2 separate regions of the Homo sapiens genome follow, and region 2 is linked to region 1. A link is an interaction called in ENCODE POLR2A ChIA-PET data of the cell type or tissue named here. Cell type or tissue: Panc1. All regions are shown on one strand. Each heading gives the region's core, and the rest is flanking DNA. Links, peaks and the distances in the headings are about the cores only.

Region 1 (11,772 bases), core at 1,173-9,172:
TGTCTATTTAGGACAATAAAGGAAAATCCAAAGAAGAATCAGTTCCATGCAGAGAGCCCATGTTTGTCCTTCAAGTGCAAGGTTCTCTGGAGACTCCAAAAAAAAGGTGCCTCTACCGTCAATGAGCTTCCTTTTTTTTTCTTTTCTTTTCTTTATTCTTTTTTTTTTAGAGACAAGGTCTCACTCTGTCACCCAGGCTAGAGTGCAGTGTTGTGATCACAGCTCACTGCAGCCTCAAACTTAGGGGTTCAAACAATCCTCCCACTTTGGCCTCCCGAGTAGCTGGGACTACAAGTACATGCCACCATGTCTGGCTACATTTTTCAAATTATTTTTAGAGATGGGGGTCTTACTATGTTGACCAGTCTGATCTTGAACTCCTGGCCTCAAGTGATCCTCCTGCCTCAGGCTCCCAAAGTGCTAGGAATACAGATGTGAGCCACCACACCCAGCCCAAGGAGTTTTGATTATTCCTTTAAGGGCTAGAGAATAAAATATAGGAGGAAAGCAAACAGCACTGTGGCCTCTAACTCAGGTAGGAGTGACATAACAACAGCCATCAGAAATACAAAAAAAAAAAATAAATAAAACAGAAGCTGAGGACCATGTGTTCCACCTTTACTAAGGACAGCTAAATTTTACAACTTTTAGTTAGGAATAAGGACTGACTTCCTGACGGGGGGGGAAAAAAGGCTTTCTCAAGAAAACTTGATAATAGGAAAGGCTGTTATCTGCCGAGGCTGTTAGCTATGGCCTTAGCAGCTGATCTCCGGAACACTAAGCCCAGAAGTCTTTCTGTGGAATGACTCTTTTCAAACTTCAGTTCTAGCAGAGCTTTTAGCCCTTCTACTCCCAGAGTAAGGTGTTCAAATGGCTCCTTGTAGGGTATGTCTGAGGAACAGTGAAGGAAAGAAATGGAAAAGAGAGGTGGTTCGTGTCCTGCTTGCAATAGCAGAAGCTCTTCTTAGATTCACTTTATATGCTGGGGTACCCCTAGAGCTTTATTTTGGGGGAAAAAAAAGAAGGGTTCTACTATATAATAGTGATTTAGATATCACTATGGTAAAACAGTGACTAAATCTCAATCAATAGTTATTCAACAAATGTTTATGGAACCAGGTACAGAACTGGATGCTTGAAGTAATCCCAACAATCAGCCTTCAGGAGGCATAAAGTCCACCGCTCAGGATAAACACATGCAAGTAAAACTGACCATGCTGACCGAGCGCCTTCTATAACACACACAATAGACTAGGCAGTTTACAGATGCTCTCTCAGCTGATCATCACTATGAAAACTGATTGTAGTGGGTAGGCATGATCATCCCCATTTCACAGGTGCAGAAAGGCTAATAGCTTGCCCAAGAGCTGGGACTAGTATTCCGGGCTGCCCAACACTAAAGCCTCCTTACCAGCTACTAAAACCAGGTAGATTTCCACATCTGTATCTGAGCGGAGGACTCCCATTTTCAAGTGCATAAGTCATCTTTGTATTGTTTTTTGTTGTTGTCGTTGTTTTTTGAGACAGTCTCGCTCTGTCACCCAGGCTGGAGTGCAGTGGTGCGATCTCAGCTCACTGCAACCTCTGCCTCCCAGGTTCAAGTGATTCTCCTGCCTCAGCCCCCTGAGTAGCTAGGATTACAGACACGTGCCACCAAGTCCGGCTAATTTTTGTATTTTGAGTAGAGAAGAGGTTTCACCATGTTGGTCAGGCTGGTCTCAAACTCCTGACGTCAGGTGATCCGCCTCAGCCTCCCAAAATTCTCAGATTACAGGTGTGAGCCACCGCGCCTGGCCCATCTTTGTATTTGTGTTGTGACGGTGAGTCCTAAATTTCAGATACTAAGAGAAGAAGGAAAAAAATAATCTAGACTCGTCGGTGTCTCTAAGAATCCAGATGTTTTCTAAAACACCTGTGTAATAGGTGAGGCTTTATCAGACTAGAATTTACATGGGAATGGGAAGCAGCCTGGAGCACCAGGAAAAATTCTGTTTCCATCTGGGGCCATGCCTGGGTGAACCTAGGAGGTGGGCAAAACAAGTTTTCTTCACTGCATTATCTCATGTGGGGTGCCCTCCTCTGTACTTCAGGCCTTTATTGCCTTGGTAAGCTCTGTGCTCTCCCACCTTGGTATCAAAATCAAAACTGCCCTCAAAGAAGAATCTGGAGATCTATCATTTACCTGTTAGTATGTCTTCAGGTCACTGTTACCCACCTGCATTTTAAAGCTCTGTCTTCTGATGAAAGGGCTGGAGACCTCATCATAGGGTAACTGATGGGAGCATTTTTTTCAGCACAGGTAAGTAAAGGATTCTCTAGGGTGACTGCAAATTTGATAGACAGATAGATAGGTGGATCAATCAATAGATAGATAGGTAGCATCCCAATTTAACCTTTGAGTACTTCCAATTTTTCCAAAAACACACAAAAAACAAACCCTACCCCATCACACACATAGAAAAATAAAATGTGCCCGTTTTCTACCCAATGAGACAAGAGTAGATACTGTTCATTGAGCACCTATTATGTTCCTGGCCTTGTTCTAGGTATAAATATATTCTACTTCATCTTCAACACAATCCTTCTTTGTCCTTCCTTCCTCTACTGTCTTAGTTTCCTAGGGCTGCCACAAAAAGGAACCACTAACCAGGTGGCTTAAAACAATGGAAATGCCTTCCTTCCAAGTTGTTAAGGTCAGAAGTCCAAAATCAAGGTGTTAGCAAGGCCACACTCCCTCCAAGGCATCTAAAGGAGGGTCCTTCCTTGCTTCCGCCAGCTTCTGGGAGCCCCAGGCATTCCTTGGTTTACGGGAGCACAGCTCCTATCTCTGTGTCTGTCCTCACGGGGCCGCCCTCTCCCTGCATCTGCCTCTGCATCTGAATTTCCCCTTCTTATAAGGACACCAGTCATATTGGATCCGAGCCTACCCCAGTGACTTCATCTTAACTTGATTACATCTGCAAAGACCCTGCTTCCAAATAAGGTCACATTCTGAAGTACGGGGGGATTAAGATTTCAATGTCTTTTTCTGCTGGGACACACTTCAACTCATAGCACCCACCTGTGAGAGGGTGATGACCTCAAGGTCACACAAGGTCTAGGTCGAAGCCAAGTTTAGTTTCATTTCCTAGATGATCCTCAGTCAAGCAGAAGCACAGACTTGAATATCTGGAGGAAATTTATTACATCAAAGAATGACAGTGCCGGGCTGCTTCTACTGTTCCTTCTGCTTCAGACTTCTCTCCCTTCCTCACCGAACCAATCCTGTCCTCCTTGGCCTCTCAGCTCAAGCATACCGACCAAGGAGCCCTCTCTGACCTCCTAGACCAGCTCAAAAACCCCTACCCAGGACCTCTGCTTACCATCTATGTCTCCCTCACTGCCCTCCTCACCACCCTTAGTTTTCCATTTCTTTGGGGGTTACTTCATAGATGTCTCTCTTTGCCATCAGACTTCGAGTGCTGCAAAGAAAAAAGACCTCTCTATATTGCTCCCAGGTGTGTTCTCACCTCTCCACCGAGACCCTGGCTCCCGGCAGGGCCTCAGATGTTAGCCCTCTGCTACTTAAAAGGAAAACTCAGGTACCCATTTCATCCTCAACCCCAGGCGGCCTGGTTAGTTAACTGCCCCCGTTCATCTTGTGGCTCGTGCCTTCTGCCTTCCACTGGTGGGCTGGGCCTGGCCACTGCCTCCCCTCAACAGCCCAATTTACACCTAGAAATCACAGGAAAACCAGAGAGCTATCACCCCACCTGCTACCCCCTGCACCCCTCAGCTCCCCACACTTCCTTGATCTCATCAGTGTGCAAAACGAGCACCCATTTCTCCACTCATCAGACACAAGCGGCGGCATCCACACTGGTGCCTTCCGGGATTCCAAGAGAATCACACCTCCCGCATCAGCCCACAGCAACAGCACAGTCTCCTCTAAGCCACTGCTCTCTAAGGACCCAACTGTATACCTTTACCACCTTACCCTGTGCACACACATCTCCAGATCTGCTTCTGAAATCCTCCAGGACCATAAAAAAACAAGACTGGTTTCCTTGGGAGTCAGCTTTAAACAGTTATTAAGGCTAAAACAAGTTTGGCCTCTGTACAGATGACAGCAGAGCCATGTCTACAGTGACCCACACAGCATGGGGGCTGGTGCCCCTCATCCTTCACCAGCGGCCCCTCAACCACACAGACGGGCTCTGTGTGGTGTCACAGAGGAAGCAATCTGGCTATTCCTTCACTTTGTAACTCATGGTTAACTCATTCACTCTGACTCAGCCAACCTTTACTGAGCTCTGATCAAGTCAGCGAAACAATTTGAGTCACTTGAGAGACAGAGAAAGAAAAAGGCCTACTTCACTGCAATATTTCAGCATCTTAACTCTGAGAAGCTACAGACAAAGACACACATAACAAGAAGGCAGTGGGGTCAGTGTCCCAGCAGAGGTCCGTGCAAAAGGCTGCTGGGCCCTGCAGGGAGTGACACCTCTGGGGATTAGGGGGAGCCCCTCCTTTGCCTGCTAAGGACGAACAGCAGACAGGGAGGAGGACAGGAGGGAGTTGGGGGCACAAGGCAGAGCTTCCAAGCAGAAGGAAAAAAATATATTATGGGAACAGCAAACCACCCCACCTGCCTGAGGTATAAGGCGTCTATTAAAAATAGAAATAGACGAAGCTAGAAAAAATAAAAACTAGGGGCTAGTTTATAAAGAGTCTTAAAACAAGATGACAAGATGTAATCTCTTACCACTCCTTGGCAATACATAAATTTTAACCTACTACTGATGGTGAATTTCTAAGTCCATGGATGTTAATTCTCCCAAAAGGGAGGGTAACCACATGTACTTTCTATATCAAAAGTCTGTTCTACTCCCCTCTAAAGGCACACCAAGCCCTAGGAAATCCAGACAACTCCCTCCACAAGTCTGTCCTTGGCCACCCTCAGGGCATTCTCAGATTGGCTGTTTTTCCAGATGGCTTCCTAGGATACATGGCATTTGCAATCAGGCCCAGATACAAGAATCTGGATTTTAAAAACTGGACCTCATCCTTGTTGTTTCCTACTTCCATTGCTGACACCCCTCCCCCTCTCTTCCTCTCTTTCCTCTTCCTTTCTCTCTTCCTTCATATATTTTTTTTTCTGTGCTCACTGTTGTTTGCAACAGCTGTTGAAATTCACATATCTGGGAAGTCCATTAACTTGCTGTTTACTGGAGCTCCACATCATTAGCAGAGATGGGCAAAATCGAGCCTCTTATACCCCCATCCACAACCCCCAGGGAGCCAGGTCCCCACCGGCTGGGGACACTCCCTCTAAATAGCCCTTCCCTTCACTTTCACCCCCAACTGGAAATTTTTGTTTTATATCCAGCCAGACTACATTCATTTTGCTAAAATACAATTCTAAATATGATTTTAGGATGCTGGTAGAAAATGATTCCACCAAATTCACCTACCACCAATCTGGGTACTTACATATAAATCTATAAAGTAGATCACTACGTTGCAAAACCCTATGCTAACCACTTTTCCAGAACTTGCCCACAAAATGAGCGTGTGCCACCTAACCTGCGGCCAACAGCCACATTCGCATGTGGCACCCAATGGAGCATTTGTGAAAATAAAGCCAGCACAAACTGACGTCCACTAGAATCTTAGCTGCTTGGAAATTGAAAATAAATCTACATGGAGTTGACATACCCTCAGGAGCTCACTGGAAACTGGTCTCTGTCTTTCTTCTGTCAAAGGGCTGCTTTCCATTCACCCTGTCTAGGAAGATGTGTGCAAGAGTGTTAATATTCTCAATTTCTTCCAATGTAAAAAAAAACTACATCCAATTAAAGAATCTGGGGATAAATTCCACCTGCCTGCAAGAATCCCTAGGTGCTAATCCATTTTAAAAAGCTTGCTGGAAATTGGGGTGGTCAGCAGAGGTAGTCTGTCCTTTCAGTCTGGAAATGGGAACCTCAAAGTAAGAGAGGGGCTGTGAAACAGGAAGTAACTTCCAGAAAGCTCCTGGGAACAGAGGCAGGTTGGAGCCAAGGGCCTTCAGGTGAAGATGGCACCTGCAGGGATGTCACCTAGGGAGGGAGGTAATCAGAGCCGGAACAAAAGAAAGAGCTAGAGATGCCACCCACATAGAGATGCCAACCAGTCCACCCTGAGTGAAGAGCAGAGCCTGTTCTCTGTCCCTCCAATTCTTTGCTTTTGCTGGGGAGCCTCGGGTTGCCATTTCCACTCTGGTTTGGTTTTGTTTGTTAGTCCTTATCTGTCCTGGCTAAATAAATAAAATGGATTTTCACTCATATTTTGGCCAAAAACAATAGAAGGTCAGAGCGCCATTAAGAGGCAGAGAGGGCAACAGCGTCAGCCAGACCAGAGCTCTCCAGATCCCCCATAAAACCTCCGGACCAGAGCCAAGCAGAATGTGGGCAGCCAGGAGGGCCAGGCCAGCCAGTGGGGTGCGCCCCCTCTTCACCTACACAGGCCCTCCCAGGTAGAGCATGGACTCTTTGAAAGGACGATGCAGTCACTGTCAGCTACACTAGAGCATTTCATCTTATTTGGAGGCATGTTCCTAAGTATTAGAACAACATCCACCTTTTCCAATCAGGGGATAATCTTTAATATTACCATGGACATTAATGTAGTCACAAAAAGGTTTGCTTTCAGCTCTGCACCAAACATGGGCCTTGGTGGCAAGTACAAAAGCCAAGGGGGAAAGAAGACCTGGAATAAAAAGGAAGTGGGGTGTGGGGCCCTGGGAGGAAAGCAGGTCTGTGACTGGGGGCTCTGGTCATGAGACCAGTCACATGATCAACACAGTCCCCAGCAGTCACTTCTAGGTCCTCACCAGGGCTTCAAAGCCTCTGAGCTCTGCAGTGAGTCTAAAAGTCTAATGAAAAGCTTGTTATCAGGATGAGAGGCCGCATGGTGGCCAGATTTCACTCTGTGGAACAATGTGACAATCAGCATTCTCAACTTCCCATGAGAAGATTCTAGCTGGGTAGGAAAACTGAGAATCAGGTTTCTGGGCCTCCGCTTACCGCCACAGACTCCAAAGCTACTCGTCATGCATTTTGCTTATTCAGAAAAGCCTGTTTCGAACCCAGTGAAAAGATGAAGCTGAGTAGCAGCTTCACCCACCACACAGCCCTGTGGGGAGGCCAACACCAAACCCAAAATGTAAAATGGAGAGATCAGGGCAAAGACACACAAAACTCCTCAAGGGAAACTCGAAGTGAGCAGGCCAGGAGATGGGTGCACTTCCACTGCCTCCTGCCAAATGCCCCAGGGACCTGTAAAACAAGGTGGCTCTTTTGGGGCCCTGGCAATATAATTTATTTAATTATAAAAAAAGGCTTTATTCCTGTTAAATATGTAAATATGTAAAGACTGTAAATATGTATTCAATAGAAATAAAGCCTTTTTTTATAATTTAAAAAAGTTATTTCGGCCAGGTGTGGTGGCTCACACCTATAGGCCCATTGCTTTGGGAGGCTTAGGTGAAAGGATCACTTGAGGCCAGGAGTTCAAGACCAGCCTGTGCAACACAGAGAGACCCCTGTTCTACAAAAAAAAAAATTTCTCACACTCTGGGGACTGTTGTGGGGTGGGGGGAGGGGAGGGATAGCATTAGGAGATATACCTAATGCTAAATGACGAGTTAATGGGTGCAGTACACCAGCATGGCACATGTATACATATGTAACTAACCTGCACATTGTGCACATGTACCCTAAAACTTAAAGTATAATAATAATAAAATAAAAAAAGAAAAATTTTAAGTAATTATTCTAACCACTGATGTGTACAATAAACTCTTGTCAGCCTGACGTTAAAATCTGTTTCTTTTTTCTGCTCTCCACCCTCTTCCCCATGAGACCTTGCATCCTACAAGCATGGTACATATTCTACTAGTGGTTTCTGTTTTGTTTTTGAGACGGAGTCTCACTCCATTGCCCAGGCTGGAGTTCAGTGGCGTGATCTCAGCTCACTGCAACCTCCGCCTCCGGGTTCAAGAATTCTCCTGCCTCAGCCTCCTGATTAGCTGGGATTACAAGCACATACCATCACACCCGGCTAATTTTTGTATTTTTAGCTGCAATAAGGTTTCACCATGTTGGCCAGGCTGGTTTTGAACTCCTGACCTCAAATGATCCACCCACCTCAGCCTCCCAAAGTGTTGGGATTATAGGCATGAGCGACCATGCCCAGCCTATTATACATATTCTATTATTGTTATTTTAGGATTTCTTCAAGGATTTCTGTGATGGGTAGTTATTTGGTGAAGTGGTGGTACATTTATCTAACACATACACCATCTCCCTGCAGAAAAGGAAAGAAAGACTGTAATGAAGTTGACCTCTCTACCTCCAGCCTGACTCTGGGTTCTTTTCTGTGGGTGGTGATGGTTTCATTAAAATCATCGCGGGAACAGAGAAAATCCAAAAAGGAATGTCACCAAGATCCTTAGAGGCTAAGGGGAAGAGACCAAAGTCAAGAAGAAGAGAAAAAAGGAGAAACACTGAATAACAGATTTTCCTCCTCAAACTTTACAATAACCTTCCTTCTGTACAGTTTGAAGGAATACATCCAAGCTGCTGGGAGAAAGTTTCCTGACTCAGGAAAAACAGGGAGAAGGAACTGCCACCTTGTATGTGTCTCACAGGGGCAGAGGGCAGGACCAATGCATCTTACATGAGGCAGTTGGCTCTTTATAGCCAAACTGAAGGAGAAGGGAGAGGCAGGTCTCTTTCCAAAACACCGATCTCCTCATGTGATCCCTTCTCTTTAACTTCTAGTAGCTCTCAGCCACTCTCAGGAAAAAGCCCACACTACTCAGCCTGATATTTAAAACCCTCCACATTTCAGGTTTGTCCTACCTGATTACCATCCACCCCCAGATACACTCTCCTGTAGTCTGCCAGTCTTACTGTCTCATGGACACACCACATTGCTTCCAGCATATTGGCCATCCACCCAAGATGCTATTCCATGTCTTACCCATCTATCCAATCCACCCACCATTCGAAGTCTCACTCATGTCCTCCCTGAACCTTTCTCAGCCACTCTAACCAACATTGACTTTGCCTCTCCTTCCTCAACCACACAACTCATTCATATGCATTTCCCAGGGAATTCTTGTCTTGCCCACTAGCATAGGACAGGCTGTTAGTCCCACATAAGTTCCATGAAGACAGGAAACCTGTTCCTCTTGTGTCTGTTAGCACTTAGATGGGGAAGGCCTGGAGTGAAACCTTTGGCACCCAATAAACGTGGCATGGGGTTGAAGTCATATACTCCATGTTCCCTGAACCCATCCTCACTTTTCTGCCCATCATCCATATCCAGATCCAAAAATTCAGATCTAGAGAGAGGCAGGGGCGAGGGCAAAGCATAGTTCTTCCCCTGGATGGTGATGAAGGGAAAATAATTGCTATTTCCAGCTCAGGCTCCTACTGTCGTTTCCTAGATGAGACATTTTACCTGGCTTTAATACTTGACGCTAGAGAAAGCCTATCTAGAATGCCAGAGCTCCCCTTAGTTCTGGAAATGGCCACAAGAAGCTATGGGAAGCTCTTGGAGCTGAGGTGTAAGCCTCTCATCCTCATATCGTTAGGATACAGCAGAAATAAATAACCACAAAATCTGTGTCCACGGGTCAAAAATTCCATCCCCCAGGATTAAGGTGGCTGGAAGAGTGACCCTCACGGATTAAACATTTCCACACGAGTCGGACTTCTTTCACACCACGACTCCCTATCTGTTCCCTAACTTCCCTTAAGTCTCAGTCAAACTTCTCTCCCTGCTATGGATCCTAGGACCTGCCATCTTTTCCAGAATTCGCCTTATCAATGTACTGTCCTCTCTATCTTCCTCCCTAACTAAAAATTCCTTCTCTTTAACCTGCTTCTTCAGATGTCCATGCCTTCTCACTTCTCCTTGCCAAACCTCTCAGGGGTGACGGTCCACCCCGACTGCCTTATTCTACCTCTCCTTAACCTCTTGCAATTTGGATTCTGCCCCAGTCACTTTGTGGAGAGTTTTCTTGAGACCAGCCTCTCAGAGAGAACATCAGCTGTCAGATCCGACAGCCTCCTCATTTTCCATTATTTTCAGCTAGCTCAAGACAGGACCCAGCCCTGCTGGGTGACCATCTCCTCTCGACCTTCCTCCCTGCCCTTCCGGCCTGCACCATCTCCTACCCATGCCTCGGGGCATTCCCTAAACCTGGGCCTTGCCCTGCTTCTCTTCTGTCCACTTTCTCTCCAGGTCACCTCAGCCACCCCCATGGTTCCAACCATCACACTGCCATTCTCACCTCCAGCCCTGGCCTCTCTTCCAGAATGCTAATCTCGAGTTTCTCACTTGGTGCTGGGCATCTACACTGGAGCTTTAATGATCTCAGATTCAACATCTTTACAAGCAAACTTATCTTCCTTTCAAGTTTACTCTCTGCCTGAACCCCCTATCTTGCCTAAATAAAGTCTTCACCTTTCTCCCAATCGGCCCTTTCAGGAAGTCTGAGGGTCGCCTCTGACCTTCTCCCACCCACCCATCCATTGCCACCTCCCACCTACTTCACTCCCCTACCCCGCACTCCTCAGGATCTGTTCCTGACTTCTCATCCCACCACCACTTCCAAGTTCAGGCCTCCTGAGCCACCTTGGCCCCCTGCAGAATCTCTCAGTCAGCCTCAAGTCTCCAGCGTCCAATCCTTCCCTTACACATTGTTACCAGAAGCATCTTCCTTCCCAGGCCAGACCAAAAGTGCATCCATGACATTGCTCAGGTTCAGCTTGAAACACCCTGCACGGCTCACTTCTCTACAACTAAAATTCCACTCATCCCTCGAGCCCACATGCCAGGGCAAACTCACCCACAGAGCATTTAGAATGGACCGATTCTACATCATGTGATAGATGTGTGTTTAGTGTGGGGTGGAGTGGGGTGTGTGTGGGGGTGTGTGTGCATGGGTGTGTGTGTGTGTGTGTGTGTCCTCCCTTGGACTCTTCAGCACAGTGCTCCGGCCCCTTGTAGCACTGATTCCATCATCTTTTCCATCAGTCTCCCTCACTGAATTGGAAGCATCTTGAGGACAAATGGTTTTATGGGTTGAATTGTGTCCCCTAAAAATGTATGTAGAAGTCCTAGCCCTCGGTACTGATGAATGTGACCTGATTTGGAAATATGGCCTTTGCAGAGTAATCAAGTTCAGATGAGGTCATTAGGGTGGGCCCTAATTCAATGACTGTCCTTATAAGAAGAGGAGAAGACAGGGAGAGGAAAAGGGCCCTGTAAAGGCAGAGCAGGGAGCAGAGCGGTGCTAACACAAGCCCAGGAGTACCTGGGGCTACCAGAAGGTGGAAATGACAAGAAAAAACTCCCCGACATGTTTCAGAGGGAACATGGCCCTGCCAACACCTTGATTTAGGACTTCTAGTTTCCAGAAGTAAGAGTCATAAATTTCTGTGCTTGTAATCCACCCAGTTTGTGGTGCTTTGTTATGGCAGTCCTGGGAAACTAAGACAGGTGGGAGCTGCATCTTATTTACCTTTGTAGACTCCTCACTGTCCATAGAGCCCTTAAAACTCATTAACTTCTTGGTGAATTCATGAACAAAAATGAACCATCCACACCAAGAAACTTTTTCCATGAGTGAAGGTTTTTTAAAAAAATAACCTCTGAAGCTTGACTGTTATTATTAACACTGAAACTATCATTTTCCTAAGATAGAACAACGGACACATAGTCAGTAGAACCTCAGAGCGG
Region 2 (11,772 bases), core at 1,732-9,731, 66 kb after region 1:
GCCACATGCCTGAAGTGCCAGGGCTGGCAAGTGGCAGACCCAGAGCCGCAGCGTAGGTCCATGTTCTTATCACCCTGGACATGGCCCTCATCCCCTGTCCTTCAGTGAAGGATTGATCCAGATCCCCAGACAAGGCTTCCCTCCTATGACCAACCTTGTCCACTTTATGTGTGAAATGAGCCGGTGAGTGTGTTTTATAATTCCCTGGAATCTGAGTCTCCAAGGAAGCCCCCACACCCCGCCAGGCAAAGGCTGCTGCTCCAGCTGGTGCGCTGCACAGCGACCCAGGTAAACATCGCTCAGTTCCTGCCCCAATTCAGTCATCCTGTGAGAACCATCATGTGCATGCCAGAACTGACCCTGCTGCCACAACATTTAATGTGTCATTGTGGTTTTCCTCTAACAAGAACTGAGAAGTGGTCAATGTTTCTCTTGTTTTTTTTCTGGTGACATCCATACATTCATGTTTGCAGGAACCAGGGCTTGAAAATTCAACAGCAAAGTGGGTAAGATATGCAGTAGGAGGGCAGAGTGTGAGGAGCATTTTACAACTTATTACAAGTTTTGTTATTCATTTCTTAAAATGGTAGTAGTAGTAACAACGGTGATAAAAGCTAACAACTATTGGTTGAGAACTATGTGCCAGAAATCAATATTTAACTTTTTTTTTGAGACAAAGTTTCCCTCTTTTTGCCCAGGCTGGAGTGCAGTGGTGAGGTCTCAGCTCACTGAAACCTCCTCCTCCCAGGTTCAAGTGATTCTCCTGTCTTAGCCTGCCAAGTAGCTGGGATTACAGGTGTATGCCACTACACCCAGCAAATTTTTGTATTTTTAGTAGAGATGGGGTTTCACCATGTTGGCCAGGCTAGTCTCAAACTCCTGACCTCAGGTGATCCACCCGCCTCGGCCTCCCAAAGTGCTGGGATTACAGGTGTGAGCCGCCACGCCCAGCTAATTTTTGTTTTTTTTAGTAGAGACGGGGTTTTGCCATGTTGGCCAGGCTGGTCTCAAACTCCTGACCTCAGGTGATCCACCTGCCTTGGTCTCCCAGAGTGCTGGGATTACAGGCATGAGTCACCACACCCGGCCTTAACAATTTTTTTTTTTTGAAACAGAATCTCATTCTGTCACCCAGACTGGAGGGCAGTGGTGCAATCACAGCTCACTGTAGCCTCGACCTCCCATGTTTAAGTGATCCTCCCACTTCAGCCTCCTGAGTACGTGGAACCAACACCACCATGCCTGGTTAATTAAAAAATAATAATATATATATATTTTTGATAGAGACAGGCTTTCATTATGTTTCCCAGGCTGGTCTTGAACTCCTAGGCTCAAGCTATCTTCCCACCTCGGCCTCCTGAGGTGCCAGGATCACAGATGCAAGCCACTGCACCTGGCCTTAACAACTCTTTAATCATCAGAAAAGCCAAACGAAATATATATTACCATATTTCTCCAATTCTAAGATGCACATTTTTGTCACATACTATCATCTTATGTAATCCATGATGAGAAAGTACTGGCATACTACTATAGTTGCTGGTGAGTTTTTTGTTTTAATCTCCTGTAGTACTTTACATTAGGATACCTTTTATAAATGAACCCAGTAAGGTGGTAAAAAACTAAGCAATGTCCACAGGATCATCCCACATCGAGTAGGTAGCAGAGCCTGGATTTATAGACAGGCGGTCCAACTCCAGGGCTCCCCCATTTGTTTGCTTACTGGCTTATTTGTTTTGCTATCTGGGCCATCCTTCAGACACCTTTTCTCATAGTCAGCCATAGGTCTATCCATTATGAGCTGGGCTCGTGCCAACTTCACAATCTGCAAAACAGGAGATACACATGTATCTTTTTGTATTAGTCCGTTTTCACACTGCTGATAAAGACATACCCGGGACTGGGAAATTTACAAAAGAAAGAGGTTTAATTGGACTTACAGTTTCATGTGGCTGGGGAAGCCCTACCATCATGGCAAAGGCAAGGAGGAGCAAGTTGTATCTTACATGGATGGGCGGCAGGCAAAGAGAGGAGCATTTGTGCAATGAAACTGCCCCCACCCTTCTTCTTCTTCTTTTTTTTTTTTTTTGAGACAGAGTTTTGCTCTTATTGCCCAGGCTAGAGTGCAATGGCACAATCTCGGCTCACCGCAACCTCTGCCTCCTGGGTTCAAGCGATTCTCCTGCCCCAGCCTCCCAACTAGCTGGGATTACAGGCATGCGCCACCATGCCTGGCTAATTTTGTATTTTTTAGTAGAAACAGGGTTTCTCTATGTTGATCAGCCTGGTCCCAAACTCCTGACCTCAAGTGATCCACCCGCTTTGGCCTCCCAAAGTGCTGGGATTACAGGCATGAGCCACCGCGCCTGACTGAAACTCCCCTTTTTATAACCATCATATCTTGTGAGACTTATTCACTATCATGAGAACAGCATGGGAAAGACCTGCCCCCATGATTCAATTACCTCCCACTGGGTCCCTCCTACAACACATGGGAATCTAAAATGAGATTCGGTGGGGACACAGCCAAACCATATCGCTTTTATATGCATGTGAGCATATTTATATATATAGCATTTATATTTCTTTTGTTTTAATTTGCACATGATTCTGTTCTGTCTTCCACAGAAACTCTGAACTTAGAATATTCCCTAAAGAAAAATAGACGCTAAGTTAAACTTGCCAGAATGGGCCTGGGTCAGGGACAGGGATGAGAAATATTTCCAGAAAGAAAATCTACTCCTGTATTTGCTTGTTAATTCTTTTGACCTTGATTAAGTTACTTTCATTCTTTGGCTGAAGTTTCTCCAATTGTAAAATAAGGAGCCTGTCCCAGTTCCAAACTTTGTTTTTCTCTTTTTGTTACCAAAGGCATCCAAAGACCAAACATCTTTTGCATCATCTTTTTCTTTTATTTACAAAGAGTAAAATTAATTTTTGTGTGTGTACAGTTCTCTGAGCTTTAATATATATAGATCTGTGCAAGCACCAATCAATACAGAACAGTTCCATTACCTCCTCCCCAAATTCTCTCATGTTACCAGTTTGTAGTGAAACTCTGTCTCCAGCACCTAACCTCTGGCAACCACTGATTAGTTCATCATCTCTGTAGTATTACCTTTTCCAGAATATCTTATAAATGGAATTGTACCATAGGTAACCTTTGAGACTTGTTTCTTTCAGAAACCTTTGAGACTAAACTTAGCAAAATGTCTTTGAGCTTCATCCATGTCATTGATCATATCAATACTTTGTTCCTTTTTGTTGCTGAGTATGATTCATTGAATGAATGCATTACAATTTACTTCGCCATTCAGTCATTGAGGGGCATTTAATGCATTTCCAGTTTTGGTTGATTATGAATAAAGCTGCTATAGACATTCATGTACAAGTTTTTCTGTAAGCATCAAGTTTTCATTTCTCTAGGGCAAACATCTAGGAGTGGGATGGCAGGGTTATATTGTAAGTACATGTTAAACTTTATAAGAATCTGCCACACAGATTTCAGAGTGTCTGCATTTTGCATTTCCACCAGCAATGTGGGAGAATTTCTTGCAGCTGCTCTGCTTCCTCACTAGTACTTGGTGTTCTCGTTTGGTGTTGGTGGTGAGGGCGGTGTTTGAATTATAGTCATTCGAATAGGTGTGGAGTAGTACCTTATTGTGGTCTGAATTTTCATTTCCCTAATGGCTAATGATTTTGAGCAACTTTTCATATCTTTATCTGCCATCTGCGTAACTTCTTTGTTGAAATGTTCATTCGCATATTTTGCCTATTTTTAAAATTGTATTGTTGTTTTCTTATTATTGTTTTGAAAGTTATTTACATATTCTGGATACAAATCCTGTGTTGGATATACAATTTGCTAATATTTGATCCCAGTTTACAGCTTGTTCTTTTAATTCTTAAATACTTAACAATGTTTTTAGCCAAAAAAAAATTAATTTTGATTAAGTCTAATTTATCTTTTTTTGCTTTTATGAATTGGATTTTGATGTCATAGCTAAACATTATCAAAAACATATGTTTTAAAATAAACATGTTAGTTTCTAGTTTTGCATTTAGATCTATGATCCATTTGAGGTTAATTTTTCTATAGATTATACTCTGATATATAGCTTAAGGTTCATTTTTTTGCATATGGATGTTCAGTTGTTCCATTTGTTGAAAAGATTATCCTTTATCCATTGAATTGCCTTAATACCTTTTTCAAAAATTGTCAATTTTGTACTTTAAAATGGTTAAAATGATGTATTTTATGTCAATTTTATCTCAATAAAAAAATCTATCTTCAAAAATCAATTGATCATATTTTTGTGGATCTATTCCTGGATTGCCTATTTTGTTCCATTGATCATTGTGTGTATAGTTTCATCAATACCACAGGGTCTTAAAATTATTATACTTCGCTTTAGACTAAGTTTTAAAATGGTTAGGGTGAGCTAACTCTATTCTTCTTTTTCAAATTGTTTTGTTTATTCTATGTCCTTTGCCTTTTCATATACATTTTAGAATCAGCTTGCTTATGTTTTAAAAAATCCTGCTAATATTTTGATTCTTATTCATCAAGTCTATAAAATCATTTTGGATCTTATATGGTTCCCAGACAATATACATGCTATCCAGCTAAATTTGAATTTCAGATAAACAAGGAATAATTTTTAGCATAATTATGTCCAAAACATTCCATGAGACATAATTATACCAAAAAAACTATTGTCATGAATGTATGTTGAAATTTGTCAAATGCTTTTTCTGTACCTTTTTGTACAAACATTTTTTTCTTCAGACATTAATATGGTGGATTACAGTGACTGATTTTAAAATGTTGAACCAGCCTTGTCTTCCAAAAATTAATTCCACTTGGTTTTTATTATTGTTTTTATATATTGCTGTATTTGACTTGCTAATTTTTCTTTCTTTCTTTTTCTTTTTTTTTTTTCAGTGTCTTACTCTATTCATCTAGGCTAGAGTGCAGTGGCGTGATCATGGCTCATTGCAGCCTTGAACTTCCGGGCTTAGGTGATCCTCCCACCTCAGCCTTCTGGGTAGCTAGGACTACAGGTGTGCACCACCAGGCCCGGATAATTTTTTGTACAGACGGTGTTTCACCGTGTTCCCCAGGCTGCTCTTGAACTCCTGAGCTCAAGTGATCCACCCACCTTGGCCTCCCAAAGTGCTAGGATTACAGGTATGAGCCACTGTGTCTGGCCAGATTTGCTACATTTTTAAAAGAATTTTTGCATCTATACCATGACAGATTATCAGTCTATAGTTTTCTTTCTATTCTTATTTTCTCATTTAAGCATTTAGTGCTAAAACTTTCCCTCTAAGCATTGCTTTAGTTACATCATTTTCATTTAGTTCAAAATACTTTATAATTTCCCTTGATATTTCCTCTTTGATCTATAGGTTATTTATAAGCATTATTTAGATGTCTAAGTTTTGGGGGATTTTTCAGATGTCTTTCTGTTGTTGAGCGCTACTTTAATTCCATTTGGTATTATTCGGTAAACCTGGTATTATTTCAGTTATCTTAAATATATATTAAACACATCTCCCTTCCTGGTCTTCTGATGGAAATCTAGGGCTTTAGTCTCTTTGCTCTCCAATTTGTTTCCTACAACTAAGTCTACCTCCGGGGAAAAGCAGCAGGAGGATAAATAGAGAAAAAAGCACCTGGGATTTGCTCTACATTTTTAGGATCACAGTTCCAATGATTAGAGAGAAGCATTCCTCTCTCTCTGGGTTTTATGTGTCTGTTGGCAGCCACTGCCATCACACGATTGTGATTTTGTATCTGGGGCTCACCTGGGGCTGAGATGGGAGAGAAAGTTAAAATGAGGGAGGAGATTCCCTCCAAATCTCTGTATCCCGCAGGGGCCCTCTTCCTGCTCTTCAGACCAGAAAGAAAAGCTTTTCTCAGGGCCCACAGTTCTTGGTCTTTGTTTGAGTCCAGGCTGGGAGACATGGAAGAGAAAAAAATAAAAATCGCCACCAACTCATTAGTACTTCAAATTTTGGTTTCTTTCCCTTGTATGTCTGTTATCATTTACTTTTCAGAGCCTTTGGATGGCTTCTCTAAGCATTCTGTTTAGGTTCCTAGCTGCTTACTCCATCTTCCAGAACTGGATGCCCCCAGCCTATGTAGATTTAATTCTTAATAACTTTTTTTACAGGTACTACCATACATGTACTATTTATTTTACATGCAAAATAAAAATTAAAATGAAATTTTAAAAGAATGAGAAAAACTTTCACTTCTAAATAAGATAGACTAACAGAGATAGGGTTTACTCTCTGAAACAAACATAAAAAAGGCAAAATATGTGAAACAATGATTTTTCTAGATGCTAATGTCAGGCAACAGTGAAGAGATAGAAAACAAGGTGAGTCCTGTGACTCAGCTTAATGCATTGAGAGGGTTTCTAGGCTATGATGCAGTGAGGGGGACTCCAGGCAGAGCCTGGGAGATTGCTGAGTTGAGGAGACGGAGCTGACAGTCTGGGGAGACCACAATGCTAGAGCCTCATGACACAGCGCTAGAGAGGTGAGAAGCACATAGAGGGGCTCCTCTGTATAAGTGAAGAGGGTTCCCTCAAGTATTCATCTGTGTACTGATGAGTGCATGGGATGGGGGGTTGGAGTTGGGGGGACTACCTGAAGCCTGGGAAAGAACTACGGGACAGGATTAGAGAGAATAGTGTATGCTGCTCCCACAGGGCCAAGAATAGTATCTCTTTCCACCAGCCAGAATAGGAAACTTCAGGATTCACAGGCATTGATTAGAAGATTTAGAAAGGTCTTGCATTCGTGGTGGGGAATAATCAGCTCTAGACTGAGCACTGATCTAGCTGTACCTAACAATTTAAAAAACTAGACCTAAAAGGACCAAACTATTTCCAAGTAATTTAACCATGCCCCAGAATAAGGCTCATGAATATTCAAGGGAATACAAAAATGTCCATTGTGTTGCAAGTTAAAATTCACAATGTCAGCATCCAACCAAAAATTAACATTATGCAAAGAAGCAAGAAAATATGTCCCATAATAAGGAGAAAGATCAATCTATTGAAACTGACCTAGAACTGGCACAGATGTTAGAATTAGCAGACAAGGGCATTAAAAGTTATTATAACTGAATTACAAATGTTCAAAAGGCTAAATAGAGACAAAATATATTTAAAAGACCTAAGTAAAAAATCTAGAGATATTCACTACAATATCTGGGAAGAAAAACACATTGGATGAGATTAATGGCATAGACATTACAGAAGAAAAGATTCAGTGAATTTGAATACAGCAATAGAAATGATCCAAAATGAAACACAGAGAGAAAAAAAGATTTCAATAAAAAGGTCATCAATGAGCTGTGGAACAACTTAAGCATCCTAATATACAAGTAACTGGAGTCCTGGAAGGAGAGGAGAGAGTGGGAAGGATTGGACAAATATTCAAATCCAAACCTTCCTCTTTTTGTTTTAAAATTTTTAAATGTTTAATATGCAACTAATTTTTTTATTTTTAAAAAACATAATTTCAACTTTTATTTTAGATTCAGGGAGTACATGTGCAGGTTTGTTGCACGGGTATACTGCATGATGTTAAGGTTTGGGGTATGATTGATCCCATCACCTAGGTAGTGAGCATAGTAGCCAATAGTTAGTTTTTCAACCCTTGCTCTGCTCTAGCAGTCCCCAGTATCTATTGAATGCAACTAATTTAAAAGTTAAAAATTATTGCAGGCCAGACATGGCTGGTAGGTTGCCAGCCAATTGCAGGTCTCTGGTATAATGGCGTGAGTAAGATAAGATACATCTCATTACAGTACAACTGCATAATGAAGCAATAGTTTTTCTCCCAATGCTCCAGTGCCCAAACCTATACTCTTATCAGTGCTGCTCAGTGGGTAAGATGCCCAGAGCCTTTGTGCTTTGAAGAAACCTGAGGTAGACTTGAAAGACAAGGGTAATAACAAGAAAAGAATAATCTAAGGCAGTAACTCATAGAATAAAACTGGTAGAGTATCAAATGCACGTGTAAGCCTCCTGAGTGTAGTGCCAGTGAGAGGTGGGTTCCTGGCTAACTCAAAAGCAGGGGCTGCCCAAAGAAAACTGCTGCTTTCACATTTTCTCTGGAGGGAAAAGTTTCAGCCTTTACCTACAGGTCACAGGTTCAGAATCAGGCTGAGTTAGATATGGCTAATTTCCCTATATAGTCTCCAGGCTGATTTAAATCCAGATATCTTGACACTTATTCCTCTAAATTTTTGAGAACCCATCTTCAGGCGATATTTGAGTAGGCAAACATTTTTCTAAGGAGACATTCTGAGTTTTGAAAAGAACTTTCTTCCTGGTGCTTTGAAACCTCGGTTTTGTATGTTTGTTTGTTAGAGATTGGGGTCTCACTCTGTTGCCCTGACTGGAGTGCAGTGACACGATCATAGCTCACTTTAGCCTCAAACTCCTGAGCTCAAGCCATCCTTCCACCTCGGCCTTCCGAAGTGCTGGGATTACAGGCATGAGCCACTGTGCCTGGCCTAAAACCTCAGTAGTTTAAAAATACTGAGTGGACATCCTTGGCTATTTCTCTGATGATTAGGTAGGTGTCTTTTGAAAGAATATTGAAAAATGCCTTCTCCCACAGACTCTTGCATTTCAGAAGTATCACGATTGCACATCAGAAATGTCCAATTTTTTTATGCCTTTCAGTCAAGTGCTCCCAACAAGGTATGTTCCATGTGGTGAAGCAGCCTACATAGCAGGATCAACCCAATGGCCAGTGGGAAAGGAAATAACTTACATGGAGTGCAGACACTGGTGATTGCCTTCCAAAAACCACTCACCAATCTCTACTCCCTTGTTTTGTTCTATTATTGATGGGAAGTTATATGTTTCTCAGAGGCTGGGTCCTCCCTACTTTCTCAGCTGCTGGAGTGAATTCCTGGTCAGTCTAAGGCTCTAAGCCAGTCATAGGAGGTATAATGCATCCCCCGTGCCTAAGAGTAGTTTAGGAATGAGCATATGATACAAAACTATACAGTGAGAAGTGAGAGTTGGAGAGTTTTCTGGAGAGAGCTTTCCAGGAAAAGTTTTCTCACTGATGAGAAGAAAATGATAAAAAGAAAAAGTTCCTTGCTATGCCTAAAATGGCACTATTGGCGACTATTTTTCCTTTTGAATTAATAATTGCCCTTTTCTTTTAGGTTATTGTGATATTTCTAGTGCAAATACCCCTGGGAAGAGTAATACATGGACTCACATTGCCAGAATTAGTTGGTCAGCTCCCTAATAGGGGTTAGGCCAGGTATGGTGGCTGACACCTGTAATCCCAGAACTTTGGAAGGCTGAGGCAGGAGGGTCACTTGAGGCCAGGAGTTTGAGACTAGCCTGGGTAACACAGTGAGACCTTTCCTCTACAAAAAATAAAAAAATTAGTCAGGCATGGTGGTGCATACCTGTAGTCCCAACTACTCTGGAGGCTGGGGTGGGAGGATCTTTTGAGCCCAGAAGGTTGAGGCTGCAGTGAGCTGTAATTGTACCACTGCACTCCAGCCTGGGCAACAAAGCAATATCCTGTCTCAAAAAAAAAAATTAATTAAAGATAAAAAGGTTTAGGTGGTATAGTGGCTTGCACAGTGCCTTCAAAAAGATATGTCCATGTCTTAATCTCTGGAACCTAATCCTTGGAACTGTGACTATTATTTGGAAAAAGAATCTTTACAAATATAATTAAGTTAAAGATCTTGAGATGAAGAAATCATCCTGGATTATCCAGGTAGGCCCTAAATTGAATGGCAAGTATCCTTATAAGAGTGAAATAGACATTGATGCAGACACAGAAGAGAAAGTGACTTGAAGACAGAGGCAGAGAGTGGAGTGATGAGGTCACAAGCCACGGAAGCTAGGGAATGCAGACAGCCACCACAAGCTGGAAGAGGCAAGGAAGGTTTCTCCCCTTCAGCCTCTGGAAGGGGGAAGGCCCAGCTGACACCTTGACTTTGGACTTCTGGGCTCTAGAATTGTGAGAGAACAAATTTCTGTTTCTTGAAATCTCCCATTGTGTGTTAATTTGTTGCAGCAGCCATGGGAAGCTAATTCAGAGGGCATGGGCTTGCTGAGGGCTTAAAAGAAATAAAGATCCAAAAAGGGGAGTCTGGGGGTCAGAAAGAGGAGCTCGTGGACTCTGCAAGTTTGCTTGGAGTCTTTCTTTAGCATCCCAACTTTGACTGTAAGAGGGCCGGTTAGCCTGTGCCTTGCTCCATAGCTAAACACAAATTCATAAGTTCTCCTCACCACACATTTTATCCTGGTCCTAGCTAGAGATAGTGCCCCTCATCTTGGTCAATTGTCTTCAAATGCATGCCCTTGGACACACAAAAGCCAGATAAACAGTACAGTGGATTGTTCAGTACAAACATTTCTCCTTCCTGGGAGTAAAACTCAGGAATGTCTCTCTATGAGCTTTTAGGCTTCCATAAGAACGGGACATTTGGTAGATTCACTCCTCTAGGTGAATCTGCTCAGGTAACTGACATAGTTGGAGATTCTGGCAGAGCTAGGAGTAGAAGGTGGAAGCAAAGGAAATAATATTTGTTGTGCAAGTGTCATGACCCCGGACCCATGTTAGATGTTTTACATACACAATCTCATCCAATCCTCACAAGAATCTCATGAAGTAAGTAGTCGTAGTATTCTGTTTTATATATGTGAAAACTGGCCCCAGAAGGACATAATGTGCCTATATTCACACATCTTGTAAGTGATGGAAATAGGATTCCTGGTGCTCTATTGGGTTCCAAATCCCATGTTTTTCACGCTAGGAATTTCTGCCTCCTTAGAAAAGGTTTAAGGTTGAAGGCAAAGGATGAATGAGGGAACCTTTGGGTTCAGGCTTCTCCATCATTCTTTCCCCATAGACAGCAGAAAAATATCTTCAGAGTCCCTGGAAAGGAGGAACTAACTCTGATGAAATGAGTCTGGAGTGATTGTTTAAGAAAGAAATACCACCCTGTGTATGAAATGACACAGAGCTTTCACATGGCTCGCTGGAGACCTGGGCTCCTAGGTTACCTCGGGACCACTGATCACTCAGAGATGAAAAGATAACGAGAGTATTTGCCTATCTCGGGCTTTCGGGCTCGTTTCTACCCAGGCCTAGTGACCAGTGCAGGTGTGAGCCAAAAGTTTATTTGAAAAAGGAGGCTGCTCTATTTACTTTTCCTATTCTAGTTCCCCCATTCCCCCAATCCACCCTCCCTCAGCCTGTAGGACACATTATCCTGGAAAAGGTATACTCACCCTGTTTGAACTGGGCCATTAGCTTTCAGGGGTGGCATAACTAGGAACAAAGCCAGAGTCTCCCTTTCCCTCCAAATATTTATAAGAAATTACCCAGTGAGCAGAAGCTAAGCTTTTAAGAGAAAAAGGTTCAGCTTACCACAGGGAATATAAGGCTTTAAACACTCACTTTCCCGGTTATTATCACCAATTTTTCTCTTGCACCCCCACAGTTTCAGAAAATCACACTTCCTTCTCACTGCCCCTTATCTTCCTTAGAAGATAACTGGTTGTTGTTGTTTTTTTTTTTTTTTCCAGTAAAGGAAACTGTCTAAGTGTCTGATTTTCAAATCAAGCAACCACACACTTATTCCTTCAATTAACAAGTTTGGTTCAGAAAAGGCAGGTGGAAGGCTGTCTCTGGAAAGGCATGTTGTAAATACAGATTGAGACTAGTATCTCCTTCACTGGTTCATTTGCTCTAATTAGGCTT

What was found. Peaks named below come from ENCODE experiments on the same cell type or tissue, not always from the same donor. Only the 100,000 strongest peaks of a DNase experiment are listed, where the experiment ranks them.
Region 2: POLR2A ChIA-PET joins it to region 1 with 5 read pairs; 3 of 35 experiments call an interaction of 5 or more read pairs at or near these places.

The regions. Positions count from the first base shown.
Region 1 is chr2:45,691,935-45,703,706 of GRCh38, reverse strand. All of the region lies in intron 1 of PRKCE (protein kinase C epsilon), which reads right to left. Among named protein-coding and RNA genes, the nearest start is that of PRKCE-AS1, 22 kb to the right of the region's middle. RefSeq lists enhancers at 3,200-3,249, 7,826-7,905. In Panc1, for the core only: no CTCF peak of the experiment used is centred there; a DNase peak (open chromatin) is centred at 4,286.
Region 2 is chr2:45,626,235-45,638,006 of GRCh38, reverse strand. No RefSeq gene overlaps it. Among named protein-coding and RNA genes, the nearest start is that of PRKCE, 20 kb to the left of the region's middle. In Panc1, for the core only: no CTCF peak of the experiment used is centred there; no DNase peak of the experiment used is centred there; H3K27me3 peaks cover 1,429 bases.